Linked DNA regions of Homo sapiens: region 1 is linked to region 2. The links are chromatin loops, found by intact Hi-C in ENCODE. Cell type or tissue: endothelial cell of umbilical vein. All regions are shown on one strand. Each heading gives the region's core, and the rest is flanking DNA. Links, peaks and the distances in the headings are about the cores only.

The links. A loop is a pair of places that touch in the nucleus more often than their neighbours do. Peaks named below come from ENCODE experiments on the same cell type or tissue, not always from the same donor. Only the 100,000 strongest peaks of a DNase experiment are listed, where the experiment ranks them.
Region 1: a loop joins it to region 2, with 2.3 times the contacts of the local background. A loop is called at or near these places in 2 of 110 quality-filtered maps.

The regions. Positions count from the first base shown.
Region 1 is chr3:117,687,974-117,698,127 of GRCh38, reverse strand. LINC02024 (long intergenic non-protein coding RNA 2024) reads left to right here and starts at 7,203. Exons shown (of 4, transcript NR_146652.1): 1 at 7,203-7,237; 2 at 8,053-8,173. In endothelial cell of umbilical vein, for the core only: no CTCF peak of the experiment used is centred there; a DNase peak (open chromatin) is centred at 5,277.
Region 2 is chr3:117,623,961-117,634,114 of GRCh38, reverse strand. No RefSeq gene overlaps it. Among named protein-coding and RNA genes, the nearest start is that of LINC02024, 62 kb to the left of the region's middle. RefSeq lists an enhancer at 7,046-7,683. In endothelial cell of umbilical vein, for the core only: no CTCF peak of the experiment used is centred there; a DNase peak (open chromatin) is centred at 4,964; H3K27ac peaks cover 593 bases.

The sequences.
Region 1 (10,154 bases), core at 954-8,953, 64 kb before region 2:
TTCTACCGTCCTCACACACAGAATTTCAAGGAGTTGAAGATTCTAAATTGATACTCAGTCTTCTAGGAGGATGGAATGATATTAAGTGGTACGTAAGGTTCCCCTTGTAATGTTGCCCTGGGCCTCACATATATATAAAAAAGGCCTGAATAGCATACTACTCTGATTTATATTCTACAAAGGAGAAAAGATCTTACCCTGGCACTTTCAACTTTTATTATAATTTTAAATAATGTATTATGATGCTTGTTTCTTCAGCTCTTGTTTATTATAATTGTTTATCATAATTTTAAACAATTTATTATGATGCTTGTCTCTTCCAACCTTGGGGAACAGGAAAGCACAAGGAGCTTTCTGGTTCTGACCTCCTGGAAGCAGGATCCCCTGAACACGGGCATGCCCACGCATATGCCCCCCATTGACAGGCATAGCGGGTAGCTCAGCTCCTCCTCCTGGATTCCATAACCACATGATTGCTTAGGATTGGGCATCTTAGCTTCTTCCTTTATTGATGACCTTTTAAAATGGTGAAAATTAAATACAATGAATGCATAATGGTAAATACAATGTTTGCCACAAGAACACGTTATCTCACAAAGTATAATAGATACCCAATAAATGATAACTTTCCCCCGTCCCCTCCCTTCTGCCAAACCAACACTTTACATTAGCTAGGAAACATGAGTATTCCATACTGGGATCAGTTGATGTTTTTCTCCCAATCTCTCTTCAAGTTCCTTTAGCTCACACAGTTACCACTCTCCACCATGTAATCAACAGAAGATGCTAATGAGGCGTTAGATGCCTTTTTATCAGGTCCCTCACCAATCACCCTAAATACCCAGCTCCACTCAAGAGCTCTGTGCCATCCTGCCTTTTCTTGTCTTCACCCTTTGTTTCACTGTTTAGCTCCCACCCCCAACCCCCATGCACTCTCTTTTCCCGAAGTGCGGTCACTTCATCTCTGTCAGGGAGCTTTTAGTCGGATGAATGGAAAACATTTAATCAAGAGACCTGTCCTGAGTTGGTACAAAATGTCACAGCCCATTTGCTTAAAAAAATAAAAATAAAGTCATCTGCTCTGTTTATCTCTAGCTTTCCACAGACAATGGCAGTTGCTGATTTTAGTCTATTGCAATGAAGTGTGGCTTAGCCTGACCCCCCCTGCTTTTCTCACACATGAATGCAGAACCGAATCCTGAGAGAGCAGCTTTGCCCATTGCTTGAACTAAAGGTGCAGGAGCTTATCTTCCCATAGAGGATTTTCCATTTCTCATTCTCTGCTTCTCATGCTCTTAGCATATAGACGGAAACTTAGATTTGGAATTGTGACTCTTCTTTTTTTCTGCGTTAAATCAGCCTGCAGTGTCTGATACATATACTTGGGTACATTTCAGATTTAAATATGCAATACCTTTGCACAGGGCAAGATGGAAAGAAAAGTATGCCCCGTGGTTCTGGCTGTGTTTTGAAACTAAGATTGAAGGAAGGAGAGTATATTCAGAGGCAAGTATTCTGAAAATACTATTAATAGAGGCATTTCTTTGTTGATTTCTTAAGCAGCCTCTGCATTAACAAGAGTTTTAGTATTGGGATAGCTTAATGAGGTGCTAATGAGGGAAGAAGAACTGAGCCCTCTGTTTAGTCCCTCATACTGCATTGTTTACAAGGGGTCAAAGGTTCTTTGCATATTTCTACATGAGCAAAATAATTGCAGTACTTTCTAATCCCATTTCAACTATCACCCTGCCAACCTGTTTTCAGCGTACACACACACACACACACACTCACACACACACACAGGCACACACACACTCAACTTTATACAAAGTGGACTAGAAGTGGATTACATAAAATAGAAGGAAGCCGATCCCCTCATCTCTATTCATTTTTCCTAGCATTAACTGCTGACTTATTGACAACGTATTTGTGCTCAGCTTGAGTCAGTCAAATATTTCATTCAGAACCGACAGGTTACAATCTACCTATTGGCATCCTGCTGGTATCACATGTGACACACTTGTGATAGCTGCTGCAAGCTGGACATGTTCAAGATGTGCATCTTTGGAAAGGCATTTACCAAAGACTGTTAAACAACTTTACACTTATGAAACAGGGCTTGCTTTAAGCCCAGAACAAAAAAGTTTGAGCAATGTCAGCAGCACTGACAGCACCTTTGGACATGAAGAACAAGGCAGTAACAAAGAATAAGCACACAACCCACCAAATAAAACTCATTTATTTAATCAAAAATATACTATTAGTACTTTACACAATAAAAAAATTTTAATATTAATATGACTTAAAGATACGTTAATTCAATCCAATCATTCAAATTTGTTTCCTGGGTAAGTAAATAATATTCAATAAGTTTGTATTGAGTGTCTACTATGTTTTATTAGGAACTTATTTTGTACCTGGATCTGTGTGATATGCTACCAAATATACTAGGGTAACATTTTAGGTAAGCTAGGACTTTTTTCTACAAAAACAAAACTATGGTAATTTCTTAGTTTGGCATGATTATGGTTTATGAAACACTTTCAGTTGCATTGTTTCAAGATAACTGTGCTAAGGGCCACACAAATACTTCAGTGACTCAGAGGCAGCAATCCCATCCAGTGTGGAAGCATAGAGACTGTTAGGAAGAAGTTGGCAGTCAAGCTTGGCCCACCTTTAAGAAAGAGTAAACGGATGATGAAAATCAGTTCCTCTGGTGGACTTGGAAGCTGTGTTTTATAGGTCTAGAAAAGCCATCTAGATTAAGAAAATTCTGGGTCATTTTCTGAAAGGAGTCTCTAGTTTTATTTAGCTGGAATTTTGATCATGCTGCTTTCAATGCTATGTCATGTAGGGTCTTAAGTGTCAGGTAAAGTAATTAGGATGTAATTGAAAGTAGTGAGTGGCTAATGATGGTTTTTAAGCATAGAATAATAAGATGATAGCTGTATTCTAAAAAGATTAATCTGTCAGCAGTGTGTAAGAAGACCATGTATTTCAGGTACGGGGCAACATGTGTCTCAATTATAGTGATACTAGTGTGGAAAGAATTCTGTTTTACAAATCAGTTCTACAGGCTGTCCTGTCACACCGAATGTGACAATATAGGGAAAGGAAAGCATCCAAGAAGAACAGGAGCTGTACAGTTTAGAATTGAGGACTGAAATAACGAGGGCAAATCCTTGAACAGCAAGAGACATTCAGAGAAGAACATGTGGAGAGGAAGGAGTAAATAGCTTGAGGTATTTGAGGAATGAATGTTGCACCCACGTAAATTTTACAAAAGGCATTCAGAATCATGGATGGAGGTGGTCTAGAGTTGGTATGGAGATAAAGACTTCATGCCTATATTCAAAGATATAATATTCAAATAGGAGAATTGATGAAATCCCTAAGGAAAAGACTACATACAGTGAAAACCAGGGGTATATGACATACATTAAGGGGCACATATATTTGGGAAGTAAAGAAACATAAGGCATTGGTGAAACAATCATAGGGAAGGAGATTATCAAGAGAAAAAAGTCACTTCAAAGGTAAAGCAAGTAACACATACTAAAGAGAGAAAGAATGGGAACCCTCCCCAGACAAGTAACGGGACTAGATTTTAAGGGGCTTTTTGGAGACTTTCAAGTCAGCAGCTTTAGAACAAGTAGAGAATTCAGTCATGTAAGTGATGAGGAATGAACAAGGGAAGAAAGTTGAGGAAGTGTTTGTAGAATATGGATTTAAGAGCCCTTAGATAAGGGAATGGAGAAAGGAGTAATTTTATGAGATTGAGCCAATGGGAGCTCTGTGTGTGTGTGTGTGTGTGTGTGTGTGTGTGTCTGTGTCTGTGTGTGTGTGTCTGTGTATTGTTTGGTTGCTTGTTTTATCTGTTCTGAAATTGGGGCAGGGGAGAGATGGAGAGAGAGAGAAGCTTTGATGGATCAAGATTCCTTAGGAGGCCAGGCGCAGTGGCTCACGCCTGTAATCCCAGCACTTTGGGAGGCCAAGGTGGGTGGATCACGAGGTCAGGAGATCGAGACCATCCTGGCTAACATGGCGAAACCCCGTCTCTACTAAAAATACAAAAAAAAAAAAAAAAATTAGCTGGGTGTGGTGGCGTGTGCCTGTAATCCCAGCGACTCAGGAGGCTGAGGCAAGAGAATCACTTGAACCCGGAAGGAGGAGATTCCGCCTTCCAGAACTGCACTCCAGCCTGGGTGACAGAGAGAGACTCCATCTCAAAAAAATAAAATAAAAATAAATAAATAAATAAATAAATAAATAAATAAATAAATAAATAAGGATTCCTTAGGAAACCAAGGGTTACATTTAACATTCTCAGGGAGGATATTAATTAAATCTGAAAAGAAAATGGGTTTTTATTTTTCATTTTTCAGTAAAGAGAGGTAGATTATTGTAGATTAAAGAGGAATCTAGAGATGGAAAGGAAATGTACTGTTTTTGTTCTTCAAAAGAGCTTTTGATCTAGGAAAAGACCAGGAAGACCATAGGTCCCTACAGAGAAAGGGGTAACAGGGAAGAAAAATAGAAAAAGAGGAGACTTGAGCCTCATGCATATCTTTCCTATTCTTTGATTTTGCCTAGAGTCTTAAATGCTCAACATTTTGTCAGACCTAGTGTTCTTAATTCAGCCAGGGAGATCAATGGGCTATATCACTGCCAACAATCAACATAGCAGGATTGTCCCTGCCCACTTCAGCGGCCATAGCCTCAGACACACAGAGGCACCTTCCCCTAACTCCAACCTTAAAAAATATCATTACTAGTAAAATTAAACAAACTTTAGTGCTTTATTTTAAAATGGAATACACTATACAAATAAAAATACGTAAATATTTGTTTAGAAGGGGAAAAGCGAGAGAAAAAGATGAGAGTGACTTAGCAGGAGGATCTAAAGCAGAAGGGAGGTAAAATGGAGACCATTCCTTCAATCTTCAGGGAAATAATCTTTTTTTTGGCAGAGAGGCCAATGTTTTATTGCTATTGAGTTTTAAGCTAATTGGAGTAGGAATTTTCTCTATTTCTGCCTTAAGTAAAAATAAAAATTGTTGATGGCAGGAATGTCTATGTCTTAATGTAGAAATTTTAGTTGCAAATGTACACCATCAAAGTAAAGCTAGTTTTGACATTCCTGAGGAAAGCTGATGTATTAGTCAGGATTCACGGGAGGAACAGAACCAAAGGAAATATATAGGTCTATAAGAAGGGATGTGTTATGGGAATTGGCTCACACAATTCTGGAGGCTGAGAAATCCCACGATATGCCGTCTGCAAGTTGGAGAACCAGGAAAGCCAGGATGTGATTCAGTCTGAGTAGGAAGGCCTGAGAACCAGAGGAGCCTGTGGTGTAGTTTTCAGTCTGAGGCCGAAGGCCTGAGAGCCAGGAGGGCAGCTAGTGTAAGTCTCAGAGTTCAGAGGACTGATAACTCAGCATTCTGATGTCTTAGGGAAGGAGAAAGTAGTCCCAGCTCCAGCAGAGAGAGCAAAGTTTCCCTTCCTCAGCCTTTTTGTTCTGTCTGAGCCCCTCAAGGGACTGGATCTGAATGATGCTTACCCATCTGAGGGCAGGTCTTTCTTATTCAGCCTGCTGATTCAAATGCTAATCTCTTCTGGAAATACCCTCAAAGACATACCCAGAAATAATCCTTTACCAGCTACCTGGGCATCTCTTTGCCCAGTCAGGTCGACACAAAGTTAACCTTCACAGCTGTAGAAAGCGACATTGACTTATTATAGCCAGAATGGTCTCAGGACTTCCTGAGTGTGTGTGACTAACTAACCCTACAGTTAATGCAAGAACTGCCCCTCATACATGTTAGTTACCTTAACAGCCCCTCATCCAGACCTGTCCAAGCAGCCTTTCTCTGAATACTTGTTTCAAAGGCAGGCTTCTCAAAGATGCAGGAATACCATTTAATCTCTAGGTTGAATAGACAGAATTCAGTTAACATTAGAGTAGTGAATTCAGTTCAAGAAAATACTTAAGCAGTAAATTCCACTGAAATCCTAGGGAAAGTTTGGACATTGCCACTCCAGAGGGGATTAGATTTCACTTGCCTAATTAACTTGAGGATGAAGATATCATCAGCAGCCAAGTTCTAAACAAGTACTTGCTCTTTGATTCAGACCTTTAAAAATTGTATATATACATTTCTTCCCCTCAGCAATCCTTTCTTCAAAACAAGGAGAAGTTTTTTTTAAAGATACTGCATTCCAGGCCTACTTAACGATCTTATCATAGCACTAATTGCTATGTACTAGTAATGTAGCAGCTGAATTTGTTGTTCCCTTCAACTCTGCAGGAAATGTGAAAGTCTGTAAAATAGCTGATGTCTTCAGTAATCATCCACATTCTGGCTAGCACTCAAGTGGACTGGGGAGACCTACTGAGGCAGGCCTATGTTTGAGTAGGATCCCTTTTCCTCTGTCTTGTATCTCAGCCAATTATCAGGAATGAGGACTTGTGCATTAGTTAGTTGTTCTATGTACATCTATTGATAGCTCTCACTGTTGAGGGCTCACAGAGTAATCTCATCTTGGCATTACAACCTCCCACTTCCTTTCTGATAACTTTTGTTTTTTAAACAATTTGCTTTAAAATTGATTCAAATCTTTATGATTAAGGCCACCTTGGTCTTTTATTGGCAGCTGCCCTAGGAATCCAAGAATTGGCCCAAGTAACCATTTGCTAGAAAGGAATAAAAGAGTCCCCTGAGGTGACTTGGGAATCTCAAAACAAATTTATAATTTTGATGTGAGACCAAGAGAACTTATCAACTCAATTAAAATTGCCCTATGATTAGCCTTCCCATAGCCCTCTGAGTGGCCAGGTCCCAGAAAGGTCAAGCAGCCTCAAAGGAGCATTTAATAAATATTTTAGTTCCAAGATAATATACATTGCTGGAAAAGGGAAGAGAGCAAACCAGAGGCAATAAGTATAGCATTCTATTCTCTTTAGTGTCTTGGAATCTTCAACAAAAGTTTGCCTTATTTTGGCTAAGTAGAGAAAATTTATGAGCCAAGCGGGCAATGGACAGCTGTCTATGTATTGTGATTCAATAGAAGGCTGGGCTGGGGCTCCGCCTCTAAAGTTATAATATTTGCCTTCTTACTATGGCATCATCTTTCTATTGGGTTTTGGCTAGTGCACTCAAATTGAGAACACAGCTTCACAGGCAGAACACAACACACAGATGCAAGGTCTCCTGATGGCAGAAAACCTTATAACGTAAGATATGTGCTTGACAGAAAGATTGTTGGTGGATTTCTAAACCCCTAATGCCATACATTGTATTTTATGAATTCAATATCAAATGCTATATTTGGATTATGGATTGCATAAAGGCCTGAACCTTCAGTAGGCACAGTATCTTGTAGTTGAACGTAGCAGGCTCAGAATAGAGATAAATAATAAAGGAATTCCACTGCTTCAAAAAGTAGTTTAAGAAACTGTACATTGAAAAAGTATGATGAAGAAGTATTTTATGTTGGTTCAAATGATATAGAAATGGAAGTATTGTCTTTTTAAAATTGATTTGCATAGAAAACACACTCAAATACCCTAACAGGGCCTTCAAAAGTAATTTTCATTAATGTTAATGAAAATAAGATTTCCTTTTTGAGTATTTTATAATGAAACTCTCATTTAAAAAAAAATTTAGAAAAATAACTAGGCCAAATTTAAGTTGGGATATCACTTAAATAATTAAGTTTACATTTTGATTAACCAAAATAACTAGAATCTATCATTCTTACTCTATTATAAAGTTTTATCTTAATTTTCATAAGGAAAAAATTACTTGAAAAAGCAATTTATTCATTTTCTTGGCTTCCATCTAAGTTATTATTATTATTAACGAATTTTTTTTTTTTTTTGAGATGGAGTCTCACTCTGTTGCGCAGGCTAGAGTGCAGTGGCGCGATCTCCGCTCACTGCAAGCTCCGCTTCCCAGATTCACACCATTCTCCTGCCTCAGCCTCTCTAGTAGCTGGGACTACAGGTGCCTGCCACCACGCCCGGCTAATGTTTTGTATTTTTAGCAGAGACGGGGTTACTCCGTGTTAGCCAGGATGGTCTCGATCTCCTGACCTCGTGATCCACCTGCCTTGGCCTCCCAAAGTGCTGGGATTCTGTAATCCCAGTGAGCCACCGCGCCTGGCCCATGTAAGTTATTAATGTCATAATGTTTTTTTTAATATTGCATGTATACATTATCTTCTGTCTCATGACAAATTTTATAAAAGTTGATTAATTTCAATGAAATTTGATAGAGTCCTGAGACATGGAGCTTTAACTTTTATAGATTTGTGTTTCATACTGACACCTTGAATCAAAATCATTTTCAATTTTTTAAATTAAATAATCTCTTACATTGTAAGTTGTGGCACAACATTTGGAATATATAGATAATATTACATCTGTGAAAAAATACATTCTTTATTCCAAGTAGATAACTTAATCGTTTTGTGGGGCCATTTGCCATTCACTGGAAAATTGAGGTCAGGAATTTGTGCAAGTATAAATGAAAAAAGGCTGAGGTTTTTTTGTTTTGTTTTGTTTTTGTTTTTGAAGACGGAATCTTGCTCTGTTGCCAGGCTGGAGTGCACTGGCACAATCTCAGCTCACTGCAACTTCCACTTCCTAGGTTCAAGTGATTCTCCTGCCTCAGCCTCCTGAGTAGCTGGGACTACAGGCACCCACAAGCACACTTGGCTACTTTTTTGTATTTTTAGTAGAAACGGGGTTTCACCATGTTGGCCAGGTTGGTCTTCATCTCTTGACCTCGTGATCTGCCCACCTCGGCCTCCCAAAGTGCTGGGATTGCAGGTGTGAGCCACCGTGCCTGGCCAGGCTGAGTTTTATACAGTGTTTCTGCAAGTCATCTGTGAAGATAATATGTAAGCTTAATAATTCTAAATATTTGAGAGAGTAAGTGCATCTCATTTTAGTTTTTAAACGCCATAGCCACCAAGCATTAGTTATAGGAAGACTGTATAGTTCAAAGCAATATTTCAAAGACCTCTAACAGGAGTGAAAATTGCATAATTCACTTGTATGTCCTTATCCATCCCTTTTCTAAATAAAAATGCTCTACTACCTGGTCCAGGGTCTTTGATTCCATAGCATAGTGGGAAGCAGGCACTAAACTGCTAAATTCTAACACCATCTGTATGACCTAAATCCTAAGAGATATATTGTTTCTGCTGCCAATGCCAGAATCAACCTCAGCTGCCAACGCCAGAATCAACCTCAGCTGCCAAATGCTAGACTGAAAAAAGAATGTAAACAGCTTGATGGAGGGGAGGATCCTGGTGCACCTGTGGTTTTGACAGCTTTTGCTGCTGCTTGAGGAGGAAACAGGTTGCCTGTTTGTTCTTCAAGAGCACTTCTGGCATCCAGGTATTATGCAGGCATGCACTGCCAGCTGTGAAAGATGCCGCTTCCTTGTCACTTCAGAGAATGATGCTTCTACAGAAGATCCCTCTTGCTATTTCATTCAGGGAGCTCGGGAGAGGAAGACAAAAAGAATCAAATGCAAAGCACAGATCATTGAAAGGGCCAGGGTCTGAAGTGAGACAACTCGTGTCACAGTGTTTTCAAACTTGAGAATGGTACAGTAAATTAGAATGACTTAATTGTAGTGATTTTAAAAAGATATGAGTCCTCTAATGGATGGATTAAAGAAAAGAATAGCAAGAAAATGCACATATACCAAATTTTGACTGCCCGTGTGTTTATACAGCCAATGTTCTGTTCTGGTCAAGAAGAAAAGTAAGTAAGATAACCTGTTTATGTCAAGACATCACAGATGAGAAAAAATAGAATATTAAATCATTGAGTCAACTTCATAACTGAAAGTTTTTAACTGAAATATATATGCTTCACAGATAATCTAACAATGTTGCATGTATTATTTATCTTATGCTTACATTAAATACGTATATACCCTAAGGAAGATTTCAAAAATGAAAGTTTTGAAACATGTTTCCTATCAATTATTAAACTTATTATAAAACTTCAATAGTTAAAATAATATGGTTTAATTGATATAATGAATCAGTAGAAGAGATATCAAACCTAAGACTCAAGAGTATGAGAATGTCATGTAGATAAAAAGGACATTTCAAATTAGTGGAAAAAGTGA
Region 2 (10,154 bases), core at 678-8,677:
TGAGGTGGGAGGATCGCTTAACCTCTGGAGATTGAGCCTGCAGTGAGCTATACTTGCACCACTGCACTCCAGCCTGCATGACAGAGAGAGACCCTGTCTCAACAAACAAATAAACCAACAAACAAACATCCACCTCCACTAAATCTCCAACAAACAAACATCCACCTCCACTAAATCTTTAGAAAATGATTTTGCCTGTTCAGTGAGTTTTCCCAAGCAGGACTGTTTTCCCCTTCAGAATACAGGAAGAAACATCAGAGGCAGCTCAACAGTTCTGGGTATAGGGTAGAGCATGCCAGGAGGAGGAATTTGGCTGGCATTTATTGTTATTCCACACCCAATCACTGTCATTTCTTCATTGTTGGAAGGAAGCTTGAACTAGTGAGTTTTGAAGCCAGATAGATATAGAAATGAAGCCTGATCCTCCCACCAGCCCCTGCACACAGGTTTACAAGGCAGTAGCGCTTAATGGTTAATAGAATCAGCTCCAGAGGTAGGATGCTGAAGGACAAATCTGGCCCCATCCCTGCTGTGTAACTTGAACAAGTGACCTAAACTTTGCGGACCTCAGTTTCTTCATCTGCCAGGCCATGAAGACTAAAAGACCTAATGTAGGTGGAGAGAGCACAGCACCATCGCCATGGCTGCCTCTGAGTGTTAGTTCTCATTCCCTCCATCTGTCACCTGTGAATGTTGTTTCCTTAACACTTCTAACTTGGTGGCATGATGCCAGTTTTGATCTAAGCCTTTAGTGTCGGTTTCACTTTTCTTAGGCCCCCAAACTCCAAGTTTCAAATGAGAAAATAAAAGAAAAACATAACCAGGCAAATGTAAACATCATCTTCTTTTCCATCATCTGCAATTCATGTCGTCCTTTCTCACAAAGAAACATGCAGCTTTAGGCTTTCACTGAAAGCAGCAAGAAATAACCAAGGAACCGGAACACTACAGGTGGGTTGTAGGTAATCAGGCTACAGATGCACAATTCTGGCCTGGCAGCTGTTCTTTATCAATAGTTTTGAGTCTGAAAGAGCTGTGGACATCTCAGCATTACAGGGACCCAGAACTCATCTCAGCCTATTTGCCTTAAAAAAGTAAAAGTATCACATTAAAATATATAGCATATTTGCTTAAAAATGTATGTGAACCTAATTTTCTTTAGGCAATTTTCTGACACTCTGTGATAGGTGGTGGCATATCATGAAGACAAAAGAGTTTAAAGAGGCAAACAAGCCATATAACTAGGGCTAAGAATCTGTTCTAGATTGAGGGATAATTTAGATGTTGCACATCTGAAGAAGAAAGGGAGAGGAAGATGGCATCCTATCCCTTTATCAGAGGGGAAAATAGATCTAGACTGAAATCCAAAATCAAGGCCAGTCATTATTTGGGTAATAACTTTGGGGAAGATAAGGAGAAAGTTTCTATTGTGAAGAGCCAAAAGGAGCTTTCCTTCACAGGATATTATCTAGCTTCAGGTCCAGATGAGATTTTGGAGGTCATCTGACCCTTCTCTATCTCCCTGCTCCCTTCCCAGAAAGGAGATTCTCATGTTACTTATTATTAGAGGCAGAATTGGAACTAGACTCCAATCCCCCTGATTCTCAGCCAAGGGCTCTTTTCAATATGCTATCTCTCCAAACAGACGTTTGTCCACATATCCATTAGGGTTATCCAAACCCATACTGTGGTGACAGCCTGCTGAAATGAGCATCTAAACTGATAATGACGGTTCATTTCATATGGGCCATAAAGTAGCAATAACTGTCTTTAGCTTCTTGGTTGAAGCCAGACCTATAATCTCAAGATAAATAGCTTTGCATGCATTTACCAATCTCCTGAGCAAACCAGTCTTCCTTGTTCCTCCCCTCAGAAGCAGCATATGCTTAATTTTCAGACTAATGAAATGATTTCAAGGAGCTAAATACATGTGATGTACTTGGTTAGTTGTTATTAAGTGGCTTCTTATAATCCTGATGTTGTTACATATCTGCCTGCTGATGTTTGCATTTCCGAATTGTACATCCTCTCTGAATCATACATGGTTAACACGTCTATATTAGATTCTACTGTATTCCCCCTTCAATACCACAACTGCCAAACAAATTATTTTATTTATCCTCCAAGCACTTGTTACAAAGTAAATGTTATACAAGGTCATGCATCTGGTTCCTCTATAATTATAAGCAGGAACATCGCAGAAAATAGAATATTTTGACAAATACAACATTGGATCTAATGTAAGACACATGTGCATGGAGAATTTTTCTCTAACATTAGATGTAGGCTAAATCTGTTATTTCTTTAGTCATTTTAATGAGGTATCTTCAGCCTAATCTTTAGCTAGATCGTTTGGATTACTTTGTATTTTTCCTAGCTTATCTTAATGTAGTCTCGAAAAGTGACCTAAACATTCTGTTTCTAAAAATGATGACAACCTTTACTTTTCTATATAATATCAAATACATTTTTGTATGTTTTGTGGTAATACTATATCTAACATGGTTTTCATGTGTGTTCTAAAAGGAAGTTATATTACAAGTACCCAGTTTTAATGTCCTTGCAGAGGGCAGGGCCTTGTTTTTACTTGCTTTGATTGAAAACCAGCACATGCATAGGATGATTTATTTTGGGGGCCAATCAACAGAGAATACTTAAGGCTACTAAAGTCCCTGAAATATACAACTGTCTGTGAGTTCTGTAAACCGTGTATGTGCCAGAAAAAAATTTCAAACATGGTTTCTGGTTTCAAATAACTTCCAGCTGAGTAGAAAAGACAAATGCACAGAAAAAAATGAAGTATTTTAAAATATTGCAAGATACTATATTACATATAAATGCTTGTATGTGTAATATAGATAAACCTTGATGAAGAACATTAGAAAAGTTAGTAAGAACTGCAATGAGAAAATGTAATAGGGGACCTTGGGCTGAGAGCTGCCAGATGAGTAAGACTGGTTTAGAGGAATAGACTGTATTGTGGACATCAAATATTCACTACCCTTCCCTGGAGAAGATTATATTTCACTAGCCTATTGGCTTGAGGCTTGGCCACATGTTTGGCTCCGGGCCAATGGAAGGTGTGCCATTTCCAGGAAAGAACCTAGAGGATCAGTGTTTGCTTAGTTATGGTTATTTTCCTTCTTCCACACAACTGGCAGTGTTCAGATAAAGGATTCACTGTGAAACAGAACCAGAGCCAACCCATAGTAGGCTTGTAGCAAGAGAAGAAATAAACCTTTGTTGTGGTAAAGACATTGATATTTGGGAGTCATTCATTACTATAAGATAACCTAGTCCACCCTGACTGAAACACATAGGTAGGAGCAGGTGTTCAAGGCAGAGCAGGAGAGGAGAATTAAATAATTAACAGTGTTCTTTGAGGGGAGTGAGGAGACTAGTCTAACTTTAGAGACAGCATTGCTTCAAAAATAACAGCAAATGAAACATAATAGTTAGAGTTGGACTAAGGATAGGATGACTAATTTTGGTCTTGAAACTAAGAGTTCAAGTTGAATAATGACCAATAAATGTGTTTCTTTTTCTTTACATTCCCATCCCCTAGCATATGGTAGCTATTCACTCATATCTTGTTTGCTGAATTTATAGACTTAATTCAATTGACACAGTAAAATGTAGTGAAAATTTAGTTTCTAAAAGACCATGAGAAAAATAAAAGACAAAACCATGACCTATAATTGCAATCTAAGGAGAAAGGTGATAACAATTTATAGAATGACAATTGTAGATAACAAATAAAAAGATTTCATAAGCTAATGTGCTAGAATTCTCATCTGGAAGATAGTTTTTAAGCATTACTATGCTACTTTGACCATAGATTATAAACTCTCTACTGACAATAAATAAAATGCTTCTGCCTGAGAGATTTATTATATAATTTCTGGAAGGGGAAAGGCAAATGTAGGTATACTGCAATGATTTGTCTCTGTTATAGAATTTAAACAGTTATTGAGGGTATTGAGAGATAATCCCAATCAAAATATGACATCCACTTGAATGAGGTTTGCCATCTGGCCAATCTGTCAGTCTTCAGTGCCAAGCTGATTGGCTCTCAGCTGTTATCCTACTCCTTGTGGTTTATGGTCACTTATGCCAGTTATAAGCATGATGGAATCACTGGGCCCTTCCTCCTCTAGTCCACATCTTTTCAGATCTATACTACTTTGAACTTACAGATGTAAAAGTTCCGGGTAATATTCGCATAACCCTAACTAGGTTTCTCTTCAGTCCATCATTTAACTTAATAAATTCTGAACCTAGTTTTGGCCTGCATAAGTTCTGAGCAAACGCAAATAAAATTTCCTTTATATCCACAGCAACATTCCTTATTTAGAAGATATTAGACCCAGGAACTCATAATGTTACACTTAACGCAGCATCTGCTTCATCTCACGCTGTGCCGTGCTGGCAGTGTCAAAAGTAAATTAATTCAATTTAGAACTCAATTCAGTAGCCAACAGCAAAGTTATACCAGACTCCATAAGAATCAAGAGGAAATGCCACTCCACGATCAGACACTGCTTCTCGAAAGAGCTCTTATGTCAAACACCTGAGCAGGTTTCTTCTCGTGGGTGCCTACGTGCTATTTCTGATATTGAATTTTTTTCTCCCCTGCATTAGTTTTCCTTGCAAAAACAAGGAGAAAACAAATGCACCAAGTTCCTCAGGGAAGGATACTCTTTTATTAATATTGCATGTTATACAGGTTCAGGTCTCTATGTCTACATATGGGGATGGCAGTGGGGAAGAGGGAATAGTACAAACTGTATAAACTGCCCTTAAGCACCAAAATAGAAATACAAGCAACTGCTTTCAATCTGCACCTGGAACATCTGCAAGATGACTTCTGAATGTCCCAGTAAAATGGTCACGTGTCTGAGAGTGGAAACCCTGAGGCTGATTGGCTGGATAGCCGGGTGAGATGCTAATCTTGGCTTGGAATTCTCCCTTTAGACTTCAGATATTGTGTTGCTGTGTGCTTTCTCAGATTTTTGGCAGCCTGCCATTTAATAAGAGTAATTTAGGTTTGTTTGCTTTTCTTTGTGCTGACCCACTCAAAGAATGAAAAGGAAACTCATGATATTCAGAGAAATGCATCTGGGACTACAACCAGCTCTCTAGAGGCTGTGGCAGTGCCCAGAAACCACTCTTAGGGGATTTGCAGGGCAGCAAGCAAGGACACACCCCTCCCCTCCTGAACTTTTATTTTGCCCCTCTCCTGCCTCTGTCCTAGCAAGTCAAATCTTAGGGCCATACAGAAAGAGTGAAGGACTGTGGTGAGAGAGAGAGAAGAAGGAAGAAATACACTTCAGAGCTGCATGTCCCAGACCTTTTCTTTGATCTATGTTCTGTATTTATGTATTAATTTTTTGTAAGTAAAGTCTCATGTGTAGTGTCCAGCATAAAAGGAAAAACAAAATCTTTTTTAGTTCCCTCAGTAAATTTAGAATCAAGCAAATTTGTGTTACAGTTCCACCTTTACCATTCAATAGCATTCAATAGCAATGTGACCTAGAGTGAATTGCCTATTTTTGAACACTTAACTGTAAACATCTTTTTTTTTTTAGGATTGTCAATCTTTTTTTTTAAAGTTCTGGGATACATGTGCAGAACGCGCAAGTTTGTTACATAGGTATACATGTACCACGGTCATTTGCTGCACCTATCAACCTGCCAGCTAGGTTTTGAGCCCCACATGTATTAGGTATTTGTCCTAATGCTCTCCCTCCTTTTGCCCCCAACCCCCCTGACAGGCCCCGGTATGTGATGTTCCCCTCCTCGTGTCCATGTGTTCTCATGGTTCAACTCCCACTTATGAGTGAGAACACGCGGTGTTTGGTTTTCTGATCCTGTGTTAGTTTGCTGAGAATGATGGCTTCCAGCTTCTAAAAAATCTTATATCTATCACATGAACAAAGGCTTACTATAAAAAGTAATTGACATAGTATACAGATTATACATATTGTATCAGTGTCATTGATAAGGGTGTAACTACGAATGCATATGGGGAGGGGGCATGGTAGAGGGTATAAACTGTCCTTTAGCACAAAAAGAAAAATGCAAGAAGCTGCACCAGGAACATGCAGATTGATTGAATATTCATTTGAAATTATATGGAGGCGCCTCTCTGGTGCCAAACACACAGTAGGTGCTCAAAACACAAGCTGTCTTCCTTTCCTTTTCTTTTTTCCTCATCCCCCATCAAAGCCTTTTAATTTTCCAAAAAATACTTGTTTTAAACACCATTTCCTTTTCATGCAAAATACTGTGGAAAAGTTCACACTAATATTTTCAATAAAACTGTTCCTTTTTAATAAAAACCATCTTCTTTTAAAGAGAGCAACAATGACTTTTAGTTTAGTTTCATTTATCATTGAATATATTCCTTACAACCCAAAATGGAGCTAAAAACATGCCAGTAAGTACGTAGAAGAAATAATTTTCTTAAAATAATGACAAGTGAGTGGGCTGGGAAAAGGAGAGATGATGATAATAAAACTTTATATATAATCCAGTTTTCTTTGTTTTTTTTTTTTTTTGAAATTTCATCAGAGTCACTACACTGGACAGTTTTTCAAAATTGTTTTTCCCCTAACAAATAGCAAGTACAATACTTAATATGAATATTAAAAATTAGTGAACATTCTGTTTCTGCATGGTTGAGAGGCAATGTAATATACAGCAGTGATTTTCAATGTATGATTCCTAGGCCAAAAACATCAGCATCAACTGAGAACTTGCAAATTCTCAGACCACACCCCTTATCTACTGAATCAGAAATTCTAGGGTAGAGCACAGCAATCTATTTTAACAAGCTCTTCCCATGTTTCTGATACAACCTTTGAGAATTACTGATGTAGACAAAGATGGTTTTGGCCCTGACTTAATTTGGTTAAATGGTTTCAGGGGTCTCTTTCCCCACTGGAAAATGAGAAATTTGGACATGTTCAAGCAGTTATCTTAGGCTCTTTGGTTCTCTATAGTGTGTGAATGTTAACTCATGAGCAGTGAAGAGATTCCTCTAGGCTCTGGAACAGTTCTTGTCACTACAAGAATCTATGCTGTGGATTAAATCCTGAATATGTCGGTAAAGTAGACTCAAGTCTTTCCTACTAACTGTAGGAACCACACCTGATGACTCTCAAATAAAAACTAGTTCAATTATAAATGAATTAGGAACATACTATTTATTTTTCAAATGAAGACATACCTGCATGCTTTTAACTACCAGGAGTGCTGGGAAAAGATTAGAAACGAACTTGATCCAAGGCAATCATCACTGTTAGTCAAAGCCTCTTTTAGTTCCTCCAGGGAAGCTCTATCAATAACCCCTGGAGAGTTGTTAACAACTAGAAAGTGCTAGACTTCCTGGGGCTTAAGAAAAGTTTATGCAGTTGTGACTCAGGTGCTTTCGTTCTTGAATTTCTCCTTTCTTCAGAAGAAATAATATTTTGGTGGGCAGTTTGATCTAGTATTAGGGGAGGAAAGTGAAGTGATGTGGAGGGCTTTGCTTGTAGCTTTAGCCACACTTAGGATTAGAGAGGAGGTAGCAGAAGAGGAAGGCTGAGATCAGCCAGAAAACTGGCTGGGTAAAGGCGAACTGGAACTCACAGAATCAGACCTAACTTAGGAATAAAAAGTCAGGGAAGGGGATTTCAGGTTCCCTAGCCTTTCTCACGTTGAATTCCCATATCAACACATTGCTGGTCACTAAGTGCAGTTTTATATTTATAGAGAACCACTGTGCAGCTTCAATAAAACACGGGCTTGGCCGGGCGTGGTGGCTCACGCCCGTAATCCCAGCAGTTTGGGAGGCCGAGTCGGGCAGATCACGAGTTCAGGAGATCTAGACCATCCTGGCTAACACGGTGAAACTCCATCTCTACTAAAAATACAAAAAAAATTAGCCGGGCGTGGTGGCATGCGCCTGTAGTCCCAGCTACCCGGTAGGCTGAGTCAGGAGAATCACTTGATCCCCGGAGTCGGAGGTTGCGGTGAGTCAAGATAGCGCGACTGCACTCCAGCCTGGGCGACAGAGCAAGACTCCATCTCAAAACAAAGCAAACAAAACACTGGCTTGTTTTTCTTCTTTGTTGGAAAGTCCTCTGGCTTAACTACGGGACCACTATATCAAAATTTGGTCTGGTGTAAAATCAGAGCCATACTTTCAAACTTGAGAACATGTATGTCTTAGGTTTGAATCCTTAATCGAGTCAGTTATCATGGTGATGACGATTATAAGTATGATGATGATCGAGATGTTAATAACAGCACAGATATTAAAGATTCAACTATGTGTCAGGTCTTGCGCCAACAGCCCTGTGAAATGAGTTATATTCACTTTAATTTACAGATAAAGAAAGTGAGGATCAGGGAAGTTAAGCCACTGATCAGTGTTGTGTAGCACCAGTGCCCTACCAGAAAGTGCTATAGCCGAGGTTTCAATTACAAGCGTAGCTCTACAGCTAAAGGTTTTGCAGACACAACCTGCTGCCTCATTTGAAGAAAAGTTACTTCCTGACTTAAAATGCAGTGGTTTATACTCATTTTTGTTGTTATTATTCTACAACAGAACATAGAAATAAAAGGATACATAACAAGCACATGGGTTTCAGCTGAATGAATTGAGTAGAAGTGTAGTAATGCCATTAAGTAACATTTTTAGAAACTTTATTTCAATGAAAGAGCTCCCTAATTGAGGCAAATTCAAATCAGCACAGTCATTGTGATACAGTAGTTTGACTATATTAGTCTCTTACATGTAATTATTGTTTTTAGGGCCTTTGACTATCTTCTGCTAAATAGACATTATTCAAGGCATCTGATCCCACACCAAGGGTATTTATAGCCTCTAGAATCCTGGCTTTCCCCCCTGTAATTCATCTTATCCACTGCAGGGCTAGAGGAATCATTCCACACATACAGTTTAACCAACTCAATCTTGCAAACACTGACATTTATTCTACTTTTGTGACTCCCTTGTCTGCATGTCTTCAAAGATGGCATATATTTCCTGTGCTATTAAAAAGTGAACTTCTCTGTTTACCAAAACTGACCTGCACTTTTCACTGAGTTTGATTTACCACAAGTCCCCAGCATGTATTCCTCACTGTAATCAAGCAGGTTTTCTCTGTGCATATTTAAGAGGTATGTATAGTTCTATCTTCCCTTTTTCTAAAATTCATCCACATTCCAAGGTGGGGGCTTGCTTCTATCCTCAAATTCTGGATAGATTTTTAGACATGGTTCCTTTCTTATTTCTTCAACGATTTTTGAATATCATTATCTTGTCTAAATTTGGATTATACCACTTATACTAATTACTATCACTTGTTGCTTCGTTATATTAGTATAAGTATTATTTCAAAGCTGGACTATGTAGTTATTTGAGGAGAGTCTATATTTCATAACAGGTTTTACCAAACATTTATGTACATATGAATCATCTCAGATTCTCATTCAGTAGGTCTGGGGTGGAGCCTGAGATACTACACTTCTAACAAGTTTCCAGGTGATACTGGGGCTGCTTGTCCACAAATCACACTTTGAGTGTCGAGATACCACATCGCATCCTTGCCACAACAAACATAAACTGCCTCATGAATAATAGGGGTGCAATAAATGTTTATTCATTAAGCACTGGCAAAGGGTTTTATCTAAAACATATTAGCATGTGAGAGCTAATATTTTGAGATCATAACAGGGTAATTAATGATAGAGACCTCCAGAATATTTGCTGCTTAGAATAAATTTGGTCCCATTTGTCAAAAAATGACAGTGACACTGATTTGAAACATAGTGAGCAAATCTTGTGTTTCTACTTCCTTCCTCAAGATTGCAAGAAGATACTTAAAAATTCACCTTTGGGAAAACTTGTAACAAACTCTGAGCAACTTACCATACTGAAGCCAAGCAAGCTAGAATGGATGGGAACTATTTTCTCAAATTTTCCCTGCTGATCCTTAAGCACACCCTTCTGCTGTGGATGCATTTGCGCTTCATCGTTTCCTGCCGCTCAGCCACCTGTGTGTTCCCTGGGACTTTTTTCAGCCCCAAATAATCATTCTATAAAAAAGTTAGACAGTTCCTCCCTCATCTTCCCACTTGCAGTTTCTATGAAACATTGTCCCGAA